Linked DNA regions of Homo sapiens: region 2 is linked to region 1. Evidence: read pairs that join two places in POLR2A ChIA-PET (ENCODE). Cell type or tissue: CD4-positive, alpha-beta T cell. All regions are shown on one strand. Region 1 has its middle 12 kb from the start of AP5B1. Region 2 overlaps SNX32 (sorting nexin 32).

Region 1 (8,000 bases):
AAGGCTAAGGTGCTGTATGTGGGCAGTCTTTGCTTTGCCCAGTCCCCATATGGACATATTTGGCTTACCACATTTTAGTTTAATAACTCCAGTCCTCCCCACCAGCATGGTTCAAACTTCATTTGCCATGGAATTTTAACGAATTGTATAAGGTGCAAACCTTGCTGCTGGCTCTTTAGTCCAAAAAAATGACATAAATAACAGATGGGCATCATGATTAGGACATCACTGCTTTCGAAGACTAGTGGTGATTGGCTGGTCAGTGCCGGTGTGTTATTCAGCTCATGCAGACGTCAGACAAGTGTATAGGTGGGTTGCCTCCTCATCTCTCAGTGATCAACAGATATAACATTTTATGAAATTCAATGATTGGGCTGGGCGCAGTGGCTCACACCTGCAATCCCAGCACTTTGGGAGGCTGAGGTGGATGGATCACTTGAGGTCAGGAGTTCAAGACCATCCTGGCCAACATGGTGAAACCCTGTCTCTACTAAAAATACAAAAATTAGCCAGGCGTAGTGGTGGGCGCCTATAATCCCAGCTACTCGGAGGCTGAGGCAGGAGAATCACTTAAACCTGGGAGGCAGAGGTTGCCGTGAGCCGAGATTGTGCCACCGCACTCCAGCCTGGGTGACAGAGTGAGACTCCATCCATCTCAAAAAATAAATAAATAAAAAATAAATTGGATGGATAATTGGAAGGGGGAATGGCTAACAAATATAAAAGTGCAGCCAAAAAAAATGAGGATGATAAGACTGGAAGTGAAATTGTATATGAAGCTGTGGCATGAACTATATCGAAAGTCTGATGAATATCATGATATGGTTTGGATGCTTGTCCCCTCCAATTGTCATGTTGAAATGTGACCACCCCAATGTTGGAGGTGGGGCTTAGTGGGAGGTGTTGGGCTATGGGAGTGGATCCCTCAGGAATGGCTTGGTGCCCTCTTCGAGGTAATGAGTGGTAGTAAATTCACACAAGAACTGGTTATTTAAAAGAGTGTGGCAGCTCCCCCTCCCTCTCTCTTGCTCCCTCTCTTGCCATGTGATACACTGCTCCCTCTTTGCCCTCTGCCATGATTGTAAGCTTCCTGAGGCCTCACCAGAAGCAGGTGCTGGTGCCATGCTTCTCGTACAGACTGTAGAACCGTGACCCAAATAAACGTCTTTTTTGTATAAATTACCTAGTCTCCAGTGTTCCTTTAGAGCAACACAAAATAAACTAATACATATAATAAACAAGGTAAAGTTGCTTCAACATATTTTTTTTAAATTTTTTTCTTTTAATTTACTTTTTTTTCTTTGTTGCCCAGGCTAGTCTCGAACTCCTGAGCTCAAGCAATCCTCCCACCTCAGCCTCCCAAAGTGCTGGGATTACAGGCATGAGCCGCCACGCCCAGGCTGCTTCAACATCTTTTAGTTTAAATTGCGCTGGAAACAGAAGTCGTTCGTGGTTGAAATGGAATGTTTACTTCTATGTTGAACTGAAGACTGTAATTTGTTAACAATCCCCATTGGTTTGGCCAGCATTCAGGCTGAAGCATTGAAGTTAATTGCCACATTGACAGAAAACAGTAATTTCAAGGAGACTGCAGAAACTTTTACTAACGGTAAAGAGTGGTTTGTTTCATCATTTCAGAAGTTGGCATGAATTGATTAATGTGAAACTGTCAAGCACAGATGAGGATGTTGCTGTGAAATCTATCCCCAGATGTCAAGGATTTTTTTTTTTTGTCAGTGTCTCGTTCTGTTGCCCAAACTGTACTGCAGTGGCACAATCATGGCTCACTGCAGCCTCAAACTCCTGAGCTCAAGCAATCCTCCTGCCTCAGCCTCCCAAGTAGCTTAGATGCTAGGCATGTGCCACCACACCCAGCTAGGTTTTTACATTTTTTTAGAGGCCAGGGGCGGTGGCTCATGCCTGTAATCCCAACACTTTGGGAGGCCATGGCTGGCGGATCACCTAAGGTCAGGAGTTTGAGACCAGGCTGGCCAACATGGTGAAACCCCGTCTCTACTAAAAATACAAAAATTAGGCCAGGCATGGTGGCACACGACTGTAATCCCAACACTTTGGGAGACCAAGGAGGGCAGGTCACCAGGTCAGGAGTTCGAGACCAGCCTGGCCAGCATAGTGAAACCCCATCTCTACTAAAAATACAAAAAAAAAATTTTTTTTCTAGAAATGGGGTCTCACTATATTGCCCAGGCTGGTCTTGAACTCCTGAGCTCAGGCAATCCTCCTGCCTTAGCCTCCCAAAATGTTAAGGACTATAGGCATGAGCTACCACATCCAGCTGATTTTGTTTGTTTAACTAACCACTATACTAACGAGGATCAAGGATAATTATTACGGCAGGCAGTGGTTACAAAAAGGATAAAGATATCCTAGAAGAAATGCCGCTGGCAAAAAGTTTAAAAGAACTTGGAGATATTTCACAACGTTGGAAGTACAAAGGATAAGATGTTGAAAGTTGATCCAAACTTAGGAAGGAGTATGACAATTTGCCAAGGCATGGAAAACGTGTTTTTTTTTTTTCTTTTGAGACGGAGTCTCGCTCTTGTCGCCCAGGCTGGAGTGCAATAGCGCAATCTCGGGTCACTGCAACCTCCACCTTCCAGGTTCAAGTGATTCTCCTGCCTCAGCCTCCTGAGTAGCTGGGATTATAGGCACCCACCACAACACCCAGCTAATTTTTGTATCTTTAGTAGAGACGGGGTTTCACCATGTTGGGCAGGCTGGTCTTAAACTCCTGACCTCAAGTCATCTGCCCGCCTTGACCTCCCAAAGTGCTGGGATTACAGGCATGAGTCACCGTGCCCGGCCTTCTTTTTCTTTTTTTTTTTTGAGACAAGGCCTCACCCTGTCACCCAGGCTGGAGTGCAGTGGTGTGATCATGGCTTACTGCAACCTTGAACTCCTGGGCTCAAGCTGCCATCCTCCTGCCTCAGCCTCCTGAGCAGCTAGGACTTCAGGCATGCGCCACCACACTTGGCTGTTGTGTTTTTTCTTTTTTTTTTTTTTAATTTTTGTAGAGACAGGGTCTCACTATGTTGCCCAGGCTGTTCTCAAACACCTGGCCTCAAGCTATCTTCCTACCTTGACCTCCCAAAGTGCTGGAATTACAGGTGTGAGCCACCATGCTCAGCCCATATATAGTATTTATAATCGTTCTCTTTGGTGTGGATGAAACACATCTCTATCAGACTGGCTCATGGGTGCAGAATTCCATAGGTACTTACTGAAAAACAGAAAATTGTTTCCTATAATCATGATACTTGAAGGATAGTTTGTCTGAATATAAAATCCTGGCTCACACTTGTAAAGGTGTAATGTCTAAAACCTGCTGCTCCATTGCTGTCTTGCTTTGTATGCTGGTTTAAAAAGTCTGCTGTTGGCCTGGCGCAGTGGCTCACGCCTGTAATCCCAGCACTTTGGGAGTCGGAGGCCGGCGGATCATGAGGTCAGGAGATCAAGACCATCTGGCTAACATGGTGAAACCCCGTCTCTACTAAAAAAAAATACAAAAAATTAGCCGGGTGTGGTGGTGGGCACCTGTAGTCCCAGCTACTCGGGAGGCTGAGGCAGGAGAATGGTGTGAACCTGGGAGGCGGAGCCTGCAGTGAGCCGAGATCGCGCCATCGCACTCCTGCCTGGGCAACAGAGCGAGACTCCGTCTCAAAAAAAAAAAGTCTGCTGTCATTCTCATTATTTAATTATTTTGCCTTTGTGAGTTATTTGATCTTTTTGCCTGGAGTCCTTGAGGGTTTTTTTAAAAGAGTCTTTGAGGCTGGGCACAGTGGCTCACACCTGTAATCCCAGTACTTTGGGAGGCCGAGGTGGGCAGATTACCTGACGTCAGGAGTTCCAGACCAGCCTGGCCAACATGGCGAAACCTCGTCTCTACCAAAAATACAAAAATTATCCGGGCGTGGTGTCAGGTGACTGTAATCCCAGTTACTCAGGAGGCTGAGGCAGGACAATCACTTGAATCCAGGAGGTGGAGGTTGCAGTGAGCCAAGATCATGCCACTGCACTCCAGCCTGGTTGACAGAGTGAGACTCCGTTTCAAAAAAAAAAAAAAAAAAAAAAAGAGTCTTTGAAATTAGAGTTTTACTAGGATATGTTTCAAAGTTGATCACACTGAGTGAATCTGCCCACATTCCCAGTGGGCTCTTCCAATGTGCAGAGTTTTTGCTCCTGGACAGTTTTCTTACAGTGTTAAATATTAGTTGTGGTTTACTTGTTTATTTTTTCTTCAGGGACTCCAATAATACACATGTGATTCCTTCTTTGAGTATATTCTGTTTCCATTACTTTCTTTGGACCCAGCCTACTTCTTTATCTCATTTTCATTCTCTTGCTTGGTTACCTGTATTCCTTCAATGCCCCTTATTAAATTTTTATTTGAATTTATTCTCCCTTGGGCATCTTGTAATTTAATCTTTACTTCTAGATAATTTTGTCTGTTTATTCCATTTCTTTCCTGAGTTCAACCAAATCTATTTTCATTTCTTCCTCTATTTTGTCTATTTCTGTTCTTTGTTTTTAAATTTCCCACCCAAAATGGTTTTGCATGTCTTCAAATGCTTGTTTTGCATATATTTGGTTCTGTTTAGTGTTGTATTACAGCTTTCTTCTTCTTCATGGCTATTGTTTCAGAGGTTTGTGTGAATTTTCCTTGGTTCATATGTGATGAAATTCATTTTCTGATATTTTGCAATAGCTGTATGAACCTATCTTTTCATTATTCATTTTTGTGGTATTGGGTGTTTTACAAGATCCCTAGATAACACGCCCTCTTCTGGCAACATTGTGAAGTCCAGATGCTTTAGTGAATTTGTTTTTGCAGGGGTGGGGGTTGTGGGCCTTCTTTTTTTTTTTGTCTTGGAGGGCAATTAAACTTCTCCATTTGCCTCTCTCTTCACACCCAAATGCCAAAGGACACTTTTCCTTTCTTTTGTGGGTAGTTGCTCCCCAAGGATCTATGTGTTTCCAAGACTGTGGCTTCACATTTCACGTATAACTTTTTTTTGAGACAAAGTCTCGCTCTGTCATCCAGGCTGGAGTGCAGTGGCACAGTCTCAGCTCACTGCAACCTCCACCTCCTCGGTTCAAGCGATTCTCCTGCCTTAGCCTCCTGAGTAGCTGGGACTACAGGCACATGCCACCATACCTGACTAATTTTGTATTTTTAGTAGAGATGGGATTTCACCATGTTGGCCAGGCTGGTCTCGAACTCCTGACCTCAGGTGATCCACCCGTCTTGGCCTCCCAAAGTGCTGGGATTACAGGCGTGAGCCACCGTGCCTGGCCTCACGTGTACTTTTAAACCTCCCACCTATTGTCCCAGCTCTGACACTACTGCAGACACTTTTGAACATTTTCAGGCTCAAGGTGTACTTAGTGTTTTTGGTGAGGTCTTAGATCAAGCTTAAGCCCCATTACAACTCCCTCCTCTCCTTTGCCCCAGTTTTCCTCAGCCAGTCTTGTGGCAGGTGGGGCTGGAATGGGTGCGTGGGAAGGAAAGTCTGAGCTGCCATTTGTTTTTCCTTTTTCTTTCTTTTCTTCTCTTCTCTTTCTTTCTTTTTTCTTTCTTTCTTGTCTCACTCTGTCACCCAGGCTGGAGTGCAGTGGTGCAATCAAAGCTCAGTACAGCCTGGACCTCCTAGGCTCAAATAATCCTCATATCTCAGCCTCCCAAGTAGCTAGAACTGCAGGTGCACACAACCACACCCAGCTAATTTTTGTATTTTTTGTAAAGACAGGTTTTCACCATGTTGCCCAGGCTAGTTTCGAACTCCTGGGCTCAAGGAATCTGTCCACCTCAACCTCCCAAAGTGCTGGGATTACAAACGTGAGTCACCACGCCCGGCCAGGTAATTTCTATGTTATTTGTTTTTCTTGTTCTTTTTAAGTTTGAGCATTCTTGTCTCCAAGTTATCCTGAGGGCTTGCTGTTGCATAATTTTATCTTTTCTCCTCATTCCATATTGTTTTTCTAGGCGACACTGGGGACCTACAGTGCTACCATTGTCCTCCTACCTGAAAGCCTCTGACAAAATATTGTCTTCCCATTCCATTGAAGGTTCAGAGGCCTCAGTGTCCAAGGGAGAATGCCGCCAGGAATGGACACTGCATAGCTTTTTTTGAACCGGAAGTAAAGGCTGCCCCGCTGTCGCTTTGCCTCAGGACCAAGAGCTCTAAGAGGAAGACTGACCCTGACTGTCCACCGAGAAGCTGTTGCTGCCATACAACGGAGACAAGGAGTCCATCGTATCCAGGGGATCCCCTGAAATATCTCTGAGGATTGCCAGGTTCAGTGACAGTGTTAATGAAAGCCTCAAGTGACTCAATACAAGCAGAATAACCAAGGACTCAGACCCTTCAGGAATGAAGTTTGGGTCACCTCATGAAGTAAAAGAACCAAAGGAACATAGAATGGGTATGGAAGAAAGAAGTTGTAAATATCAATCCAGGGTTAACAGATAAAATACAGGATGCTCAGTGTTAAAAGGAAAACTTTAGCTCAGGTAAGTTTCACAGTGTTTAACTGAGCAAAGAACAATTCAAGAATCAGGCAGCCTCTCATGCCAGAGTGGGCTCAGAGACTCCAGTGCAGCCACGTGGTGGAAGATTTATGGACAGAAAGGAAAATGAAGTACAGAAAACACACGTGAGATATAGAAACCAGCCAGATTGGTTACAGATTGGTGTTTGTCTTATCTGAACACAGTTTGAACAGTTGGCCACCTTTGATTAGCCAAAACTCAGTGATTGCCACAAGCGTTGGCTACAGTCTGTTTACAAGTCCATTTAGGTTATAGTTTACGATGTACAGAGAAACCTTTAGGCCAAACTTAAAATATGTAAGGAGGCAGCTTTAGGCTAAACGAGATTTAACACTGGTTATAGCCCGGGCACAGTGGCTCACACCTGTAACCCCAGCACCTTGGGAGGCTGAGGCGGGTGGATCACTTGAGGCCAGGAGTTGGAGACCAGCCTGGCCATCATGGCAAAACCTTGTCTTTACTAAAAATACAAGAATTAGCCAGGTGTGGTGGCACATGCCTGTTATCTCAGCTACTCAGGAGGTTGAGGCACAAGAATAGGCTGAACCCAGGAGGCAGAGGTTGCAGTAAGCCAAGATCACACCACTGCACTCCAGACTGGGCAACAGAGCAAGACTGTCTCAAAAAAAAAAGAAAAAAACAAAAACAACAAAAAAAACCCACCACTTATATCTGAACCTTGGAGAAACAACTACTGGTTTTTTAGTGTAAGTATGTCCTATTAACAACTAAAAAATTCATTGCTTCTCCAAAATTCAAACTTAAATGCACATCCTATATAATATTTTTATTTGCTAAACCTAGGAACCCTAATTAGGGCCTCGTAACTCATTGCACAAAAGATTCATACTTTCTTCCTTGCATGTAAAATAGAGATTAACCGATATCTTTCCCCATCTTTTCCCTTGTTTCATATAAAGTGTATTATTGATAATTGTTAACGAAAAAAAGAAAAGATACACAATTTATAAATTTTGAGAGGAGACTTTATTTCTTATAAAGGGTTAGGCTGGGCCTGGTGGCTCACACCTATAATCCCAGCACTTTGGGAGGCCAAGGCAGGAGGATCACTTGAACCCAGGAGGCCTTAACCAGCCTGGACAACATAGTAAGAACCCATCTCTACAAAAAATTTTACAAATTAGCCAGGTGTGGTGGCATGCACCTGTAGTCTTAGCCACCCCGGAGGCTGAGGCAGGAGGATCACTTTTGCCCAGGAGTTTGAGGTTGTAGTGAGCTATGATCGCACCACTGCACTCCAGCCTCAGAAAGGGAGTGAGACCTGCTGGGAAGCATGTCTCCAGCCAAGACCAGAGACAGGCACTTCAAAGAAGGAGGGGTTAGGGTAGGAGCTTCATGCTCAATGGATTGACTAAACATACACATTCAACAGGTTACATGAGGAGCTATGAATATTCATGAAAGTGGT
Region 2 (8,000 bases), 82 kb after region 1:
TAATTAAAAAAACAAAAGGGGGCTGGGTGCAGTGGCTCACACCTGTAATCCCAGCACCTTGGGAGGCCGAGGCAGGCAGATCACTTGAGCTCACAAGTTCAAGACCAGTCTGGCCAACATGGCAAAACCCCGTGTCTACTAAAAATACAAAAATTAGCTGGGAGTGGTGGCGTGTGCCTGTAATCCCAGCTACTCAGGAGGCTGAGGCAAGAGAATTGCTTGAACTTGGGAGGCAGAGTTTGCAGTTAGCCGAGATCACTTCACTGCACTCCAACCTGGGTGACAGAGCAAGATGCTATCAAAAAAAAAAAAAAAGTGAGAAACAATGTAGAGATAACCCTGTAAACAGTGGCCAGTGACCTCAGGGTCAATTCCTTCATGCCGGACAGCCAGGAGGAGGGGACAGATGCAGGGATCTCCATCCAGGGAGGAGACATCACTACTGCAGATGGGCCACCATCAAGCAAGGTCTTGCCTGTTTCTGGACCCACATATCACCAAGCCCCATCTCAGGGACCATCTCCAAAGTGTGCCAAAAGCAGAGAGAGGAGAGAGTGAGGAGGCCTCCAGATTGAGAGGTGGGACAGGTGCCTGTTGTATACTGGTGAGCAATGCTGAAGGGTAGAGTGATTCCTAAGCCTCTTCCCTTCCCCCTAATATCACTTGGCACTATGGTGTGGACACAGTAGGTATTCAATAAATGCATGTTGCTTCCGGCCCTTTGGGAGGCTGAGGTGGGAGGATTGCTTGAGCCCAGGAGTTTGAGACCAGCCTGGGCAACATAGCAAGACTCTGTCTCTAAAAAAAAAAAAAAAAGCTTGGCATGGTGGTACATGCCTGTAGTCCCAGCTACCCGGGAGGCTAAGGCAGGAGGATCACTTGAGCCCAGGAGTTGGAGGCTGCAGTGAGCTATGATGGCACCACTGCATTACAGCCTGAGTGACAGAGCGAGACCCTGTCTCAAAAATAAATAAATACATGTTGAATAGCTCAATGCAAGAATGAGCTAGTAGCTTGGTGTCTTGTGGATCTTTTCACTTGAAGAAATACACATGCTTTGCATGTAAGCTTTTGCCTCTTGGCACCAAAAGTAGTAAATGGAATGGTTTTGGCAACCCCCGCAAAAGAGGTGGGAATGTCTCATCCAACTCACTTGAAGCCCTGGTTAAGGGATGCCTGAGGTAGCCAGCTGGGGAAGGGGTGGGCAAGTAACTGAGAAAGTGCATGGGGTTGGGAATTAAGAAACTGGGTTTTGCTGGGCACGGTGGCTCATGCCTGTAATCTCAGCACTTTGGGACGCCAAGGCAGGTGGATCACTTGAGGTCAGGAGTTTGAGACCAGCCTGACCAAACATAGTGAAACCCCGTCTCTACTAAAAATACAAAAGTTAGCCAGGCATGGTGGCTCATGCCTGTGGTCCCAGCTACTCGGGAGGCTGAGGCAGCAGAATCGCTTGAACCCGGGAGGTGGAGGTTGCAGTGAGCTGAGATCGCGCCACTGCACTCCAGCCTGGGCAGTGCAAGACTCCGTCTAAAAAAACAAACAAAGAAACAACAACTGGGTTTCAATCTGGCACTGTCGCTTTGCAGCTGCATAACCTTGGACAAGTTACTTCTCCTCTGGTTGTCTCAGCTTCAACAGCTGTAAAATGGGAAGTTTTCTGCCTGCCTCCAAGGATGGGAGGGTTAAAATGTTTTGGCAGTTGCAAAACTCAGGTCAGTGCCTTATCAGGACCCCTCTCTGGTGACCTGGGGCATTGCTGAAGCAGTGCTGCTGAAGAGGGTTCTGCAGGTGGATCAGAAAGCCTGCAGGGCAAGGAAGGGCAAAGGGGCCATGCTCAGCCAGGCCAGAGACCTCCCCTCCTCCGCAGCCTTCCTGTGCATCGGTGGATCTGCAGGGAGACAGCTCCTTACAGGTGGAGATTTCTGACGCAGTGAGTGAGCGGGACAAGGTGAAATTCACTGTTCAAACAAAGGTGAGGCAGTGCGGGGCACGAGGAAAGGTCCTGGTGGCTGCCCGCAGGAGGCCTCCCCCAGGGGGTGGTAGGCATGTGCCAACACAGCCTGTGGGCACTCTTCCTCCACCTGGCACTTGCCCTCAGCCCCTCCTGGAAAGTGAGCCTCTTAGCTCTGCCTAAGGCCCCGAGTCCTAATCATTCCTGTCCACCATTCTAAATGAAATCATGCACACCTGAGCTCTAACTTTGTCCTCCCTGGGATGTGGGATGAGGGGGGCCCAAAAGTGCATGCCCAGACTTGCTGAGGCAGGGCTTGGGGCAGAGAGAGGACCTCAGTTGGCCTTCCCGCTTCCAGAGCTGCCTCCCTCACTTCGCCCAGACCGAGTTCTCAGTCGTGCGGCAGCACGAGGAGTTCATCTGGCTGCATGATGCCTACGTGGAGAATGAGGAGTACGCCGGCCTCATCGTGAGGAGGGGCTGGGCAGGGGCTGGGAGGGACAGGCAGAGCACTTGGGTGAGGACCAAAGGCTGTGATGGCCGTCTCGGCAGTGAGAGGCCTCCCAGCTCCGTCCCTCCTTTGAGCAGATCCCCCCAGCCCCTCCGAGGCCAGACTTTGAGGCTTCGAGGGAAAAGCTACAGAAATTGGGCGAGGGGGACAGCTCTGTCACTCGGGAAGAGTTTGCCAAGATGAAGCAGGAGCTGGAAGCGTGAGTGCCCCCTCCTTTCCCTGCCATCCCCAGAGTCCAGATGTCTTCCCCAGCTATCTCCCCATGAATGTTTAGCAACCCTGACCTCTGACCCCAGAAAGGGGGCAGGCAGGATGATGGGGGCTGAGGAGGGCCGGTGAGCTGCTGCCACTCTCGCAGGGAGTACCTGGCCATCTTTAAGAAGACAGTTGCGATGCACGAAGTCTTTCTGCAGCGCCTGGCGGCCCACCCCACCCTGCGTCGAGACCACAACTTCTTTGTGTTTTTGGAATATGGACAGGATGTGAGCTGGGCCGAATCCCTGGGGTCACCCTTGGGCCAGGAGTCTACCTTGGGTGGGGAGGCACCCAGGGGTGGCAGGGCTGGAGAAGGGGCCCAAGTGGGCCCAATCCTGTGTCACAGCTCCGTGAGTGGCTTGCAACTTGGGGTGGGAGGTGAGAACGCCCACCCCAGCATCATACCCTCCCTGTGTGCCTCAGCTGAGTGTCCGGGGGAAGAACAGGAAGGAGCTCCTCGGAGGGTTTCTGAGGAATATTGTGAAGTCCGCGGATGAAGCCCTCATCACGGGCATGTCAGGGCTCAAGGTAACCCCTGGTGCTCCTCTCCGGATTCAACCCAGCACCTCAAGTCCACAGCACAGATTGAGGCCCAGGCTGGGTGTGGGAAGGAAGCCACTGGTGGGGCCTGGCCTGGTTTGGAAGGAGATTTTGCCAACCCTGGGTGCCTGTGTTGTCAAGCCCCGTGGTGACCCAGTGTAAATGGGGTCCTGCCTGGCTCCCTTAGGAGGTGGATGACTTCTTTGAGCATGAGAGGACCTTCCTGTTGGAGTATCACACCCGTATCCGAGATGCCTGCCTGCGGGCCGACCGCGTCATGCGCGCCCACAAGTGTACGCAGGGCCCAAGGGGTCCTGGATCCCCCTGCCCCTCTCCCCAGCGGTTCAACTCCTTGGGGGAGAGAAGAGAGCAGGGCGTGCCTTGTTGTTTGTCTGTGGCCACAAGCACCAAGGCTTGACATGCAGATGTAGGGGCTCTGATGGGGGCTGTTCCCCAACAGGCCTGGCAGACGATTATATCCCTATCTCAGCTGCGCTGAGCAGTCTGGGAACACAGGAAGTCAACCAGCTAAGGACGTGAGGACTCCCCCCACCCCTACCCTCTCCCTGTGCCTGTAATACCATGTCTTCCCATGAGGGGTCACTCTGTAGATGTCTACTGTCAGCTCTAGGTGGGAGGTGTAGGCTCTCCTGTTGGGGGATGGTGTTGGGAAGGAAAGGGGAGAGGGAGATTCCCAAGGAGAGGCTGAGACAGAGAGGCTTTGAGCTGTTCCTCAGCCCCCTACCCTAACTCCCTCCCTACTGCTTCCTAGGAGCTTCCTCAAATTGGCAGAGCTCTTTGAACGGCTGAGGGTGAGTACTGCCTTCTGTGCTCAAAGGCTTTCCTGGTGAGCTTTGCAGGGAAGATGAGTCCTGGCAGAGGGAAGAGCTCCAGGATCATCTTGGGTTCAGTGATAACTTGGGCCCAGTGGCAAGTTGGGCTTACACTCCAGACTAGTTTAACAAAAGGTGGGGTGAAGACAAGGATCCAGCTTCGTGTGTGTGTTGGGGGGTGCAGGGGCATGCACATGTATGCACGTGTGCAGCAGCGGAGGGTTGGGAGGCACAAGGGTGTGCCCAAACCTCTGGCAGGCTGCACCCAGCTGCCAGCACACTGCCCGGGCACACATGTTCCCCACTCTTCCCTAAGAAAGTCACTGGAGTGTTGCCATCTTCCTAAAATGTCTATTGGACCGCATCTCTTCCCTGCTCAAGGCCCTTCAGAGACCCTGCCCCTTCTGGAAGCTCCTAAAGTCCTGAGCTTCCACTTTCAGCCTCTTGTGCTCCAGCCACTGCCTCCCTCCCCTGCTTTGCCCAAGTGCCCTCCCTGAACTAAAGTTTCCCTGAACACATAGCCGGGCTTGCACAGCTGCCAAGCCCTCAGCGCCCTCTGTCCAGCTCTTACTCAGTCCCCGAGATCCAGACTAGATCCCACTTCCTCTGTGAAGCCTTCCCTGGCCTGCACCCCTCAACACCAGACCTGACCTGGAACAGTTACCTAAGGCTTCTTTGCTGGATATTTAGATGAAGAGGTGCCTCCCACCCCTTAGCTGCCCCTCTGACAAGCTCCCTTCCCAGTGCCCACCTTTCTGATGCAGAAGCTGGAGGGCCGGGTGGCTTCCGATGAGGACCTGAAGCTGTCAGACATGCTGAGGTACTACATGCGTGACTCACAGGCAGCCAAGGTGAGAGGCAGCCCCAGCGCAGCGCTCAGGCCCGGATGCCAGGACAGGGCAGCAGTGACCCTGTGCCCATGGTCCTAGGACCTGCTGTACCGGCGGCTGCGGGCACTGGCCGACTACGAGAATGCCAACAAGGCGCTGGACAAGGCGCGCACCAGGAACCGGGAGGTGCGGCCCGCCGAGAGCCACCAGCAGCTGTGCTGCCAACGCTTCGAGCGCCTCTCCGACTCCGCCAAGCAAGGTGAGCCCGCAGCCCCCAGCCCCAGCCTGGGGCCACATGCCCTGCCCTGCCCGGATCCCCATGCCTCTTCCCCTCCTCTCCAGAGCTCATGGACTTCAAGTCCCGCCGGGTCTCCTCTTTTCGAAAGAATCTCATTGAGCTGGCAGAGCTGGAGCTCAAACACGCCAAGGTGAGCCCTCCCACCTCACTGGGCCCTTGTGAAGCCTCCCACCTCCCACCTCCCTCCCTCCCCCAGGCACCAGGGTGTGCGTGCATGTGAGGGTGTGCACGCATGTATGCGCGTGTGTGTGCATGAGAGGAGCCCCAGCTAAGGCTTGGGGCCATGCTTCCCTGGCTCAGGACCCGTGCCTTCTGGGTAGGAAGGCCCAATTAACAGCAGCTGTTATTGCAGAGAGCAGGGGTGTGGGGAGCGAGGGAGCATCTAAGGTGCAGAAAGAATGGCAGCCTGACTCAGGGAGCAGGGGACTTCAAGGACCTGTTTCTCCTCTGCAGGCCAGCACCCTGATTCTCCGGAACACCCTTGTTGCCCTAAAGGGGGAGCCTTAGAGTAGCCAGAGCTCAGCCAGACCCTAATCTGGGATCTCCAGTGACCAGGGTATCCCAGACCCCTCTCTCCGGCAAGATGTCTCCTTCCCTAGCAGTGCCACTAGCCACACCCTCACTCTGCCCCACATCCTCTCAGGGAAAGCCCAAACCCCCTATCACCACCACCACAGGTGCCAGGCCCTGCAAGACACAGGGCAGCATGGGCATCATAACTGGCCACAGTCAGCAGAGCCCCAGGGACCCTGACACCTCTCCCCAGGAAGCTGAGGAACAGCCTCTACCCTCACCCATAGCCCTGAAGGAATCATAGCTCACTTGATCCCGGCCTGTTCTCCTTCGCAAATAAAAACCCTGGTTTTGTAGCAAGGAGGCCTGTTGTCCTTACTTCCCTTCCCACAGCTCAAAGGTCCACCAGGCACACTTTCTGCCAAGGCAGTATGATCAGATCCTGGAGACACCAAGGAGGGCACCCCTGCAGCATCCTCAGCCCTCTCTCCAGTGACAGCAGGCTCCCTGTGGGAAGGCGCGACACCCAGAAGCTGGGACCTAGGAACCCCAGAAGTCTTCCAGGTTTGCCCCTACCCCCATAAACCCTAGCACAAAAATGAATCCCAAGTTCTCCACACCTATTTCCTAACCAGAAAAGGGATCTAGCCCTTCCTCCCAGAACCGCTCACAAGTTCCCAGGAGTTATGGAGCCAACTGTAACACCAGGAGGACTCTTCCTCAGTTCAGTTGATAAGGGAAATATAGATGCCACATTACCACTCCCAGTTCACCTCACCCTAGGGCCAGATTTCTTGTATGTCTTTGCCTGCTGGGCAGGAAAAAGCCCAAAGTACAGGCTGGAAACAGCCCTTGACAATGCTGGCAAAAGGCTCAGGGTACCGGCAACACCCTTTTGGTTAAACACAGGGAGGCAGTGCTCAAGACACCGGGGTCTGAAGTCCCGGGCTCCACCTGGCTGGCCCCACCCTGAATGCACTCCAGCCACATCTAGAGGAGGTCAAAGGCTCAACTTGGCCTGACTCACAGCAGCCACTGAACCTGACCCTCATAAACTTGAGTCAGCCATCCAGGGAAGACAGCAGACCAAACAGAACCTTTGAGCTACCTCTGACTTGCCTATCAGCCCACACCTAGAAAGGGACAGAACAGAATATCAGATGGACCTCACTGTCCATCCAGGCAAGGCTACAGAGCACCCAGTTCAGGCATAAATCACTTCCGCTGGAAGACCCCTGTAGCCAGCACCCACTCCTTAAACAGCCAGTCCAGTGTCAATCACAGCACCAACAGAATAATGGTGACCATCAGAAAGGCGTCTCAGCCAGTCATTGGAGCCAGATAAGGGTGTGCAGGGGCTGGTTGGGTGTGGAGTACAGAGGAGAGAGATAGCACCATTATCCCAGTGCACCCCCAATCCTGAAGTCTCCTGTGTCCCAACCTTGAAAAACACATCCCATTAATGAGCCTTTTTATTATTGTCTTTTTTTTTTTTAATCGAAGGTCCCTTACTGGTCCTGCTTCCATGAGTAGCCGTGACCAGGGGAAAAGGGAGAGGAACCAGCCGGCACAGGGAGGGGTCATCTCCACAACATTCCATTTATACACAGAACTAAACAGACAAGCACAGAGTCACTATTGCGGTTAGAAGTTGGCAGCATGGGAAGGGGGAGGACCAGGTGGGGAATGGGGATGTTGTTAAAAAAAATACAGGCTCCCCCACAACTGGGGTGCCTGGGGGGAACTTGGTCTGCTTCAGCCCAAGAGGAATCAAAAGATCAAAAGCAGTTTGGGAAGGCCAGAACCGTCAAGGGATGGAGGGAGAAGGAAAATCCAGGGGGTGGGGGGTCTGTTTGGCAACTGGGGTGAAGGGATTGCCCTCCCCCTGCTGGGATCCCCCCAGCCCCTCCGGTCTGGCAGGAAGGGGGCAGCCTGCAACCCCCAAGGGCAGGTGTGGGGCTGCCAGATGCTCCAGGCAGGGGGCCAGAAGGGGCTCACAAAGGCTTGCCCTCCAGGGAGATGACGGCACTGCCCCCCAGCTTCTCTGCCAGGGTGCAGCGGTCCTTGACCTCCTCGTAGCAGTTTGCTTGCAATTCATGCTTGATCCCTATAAAGAAGAAAGGGGAGCATCTGTGAGCAGGAAGCACTGGGGTGGGGGTAGTTTCTGTGGCTGGGAAGGAGCCAATCAAAGCAGATGGAAGGAACAAGCAGGCAGCGAAGACAAGGGGGCAGACCCCCTCTGCGTGCCATTCACCCTGCCCTGCAG

Evidence for each region. Peaks named below come from ENCODE experiments on the same cell type or tissue, not always from the same donor. Only the 100,000 strongest peaks of a DNase experiment are listed, where the experiment ranks them.
Region 2: POLR2A ChIA-PET joins it to region 1 with 5 read pairs; 11 of 35 experiments call an interaction of 5 or more read pairs at or near these places.

The regions. Positions count from the first base shown.
Region 1 is chr11:65,765,188-65,773,187 of GRCh38, forward strand. No RefSeq gene overlaps it. Among named protein-coding and RNA genes, the nearest start is that of AP5B1, 12 kb to the right of the region's middle. In CD4-positive, alpha-beta T cell, CTCF peaks have their summits at 4,795 (motif pointing left) and 4,999; a DNase peak (open chromatin) is centred at 4,804.
Region 2 is chr11:65,847,608-65,855,607 of GRCh38, forward strand. It overlaps SNX32 (sorting nexin 32), which reads left to right. Exons shown (of 13, transcript NM_152760.3): 2 at 1,871-1,975; 3 at 2,313-2,423; 4 at 2,543-2,664; 5 at 2,824-2,947; 6 at 3,144-3,248; 7 at 3,448-3,553; 8 at 3,721-3,796; 9 at 4,033-4,072; 10 at 4,858-4,944; 11 at 5,023-5,182; 12 at 5,266-5,351; 13 at 5,675-6,094. The coding sequence ends at 5,728. It overlaps CFL1 (cofilin 1), which reads right to left. Exons shown (of 4, transcript NM_005507.3): 4 at 7,066-7,841. The coding sequence ends at 7,729. Among named protein-coding and RNA genes, the nearest start is that of CFL1, 6.6 kb to the right of the region's middle. RefSeq lists enhancers at 3,166-3,325, 3,847-4,708, 4,956-5,175, 5,226-5,275 and a silencer at 3,431-3,725. In CD4-positive, alpha-beta T cell, no CTCF peak of the experiment used is centred here; a DNase peak (open chromatin) is centred at 3,834; H3K27ac peaks cover 740 bases.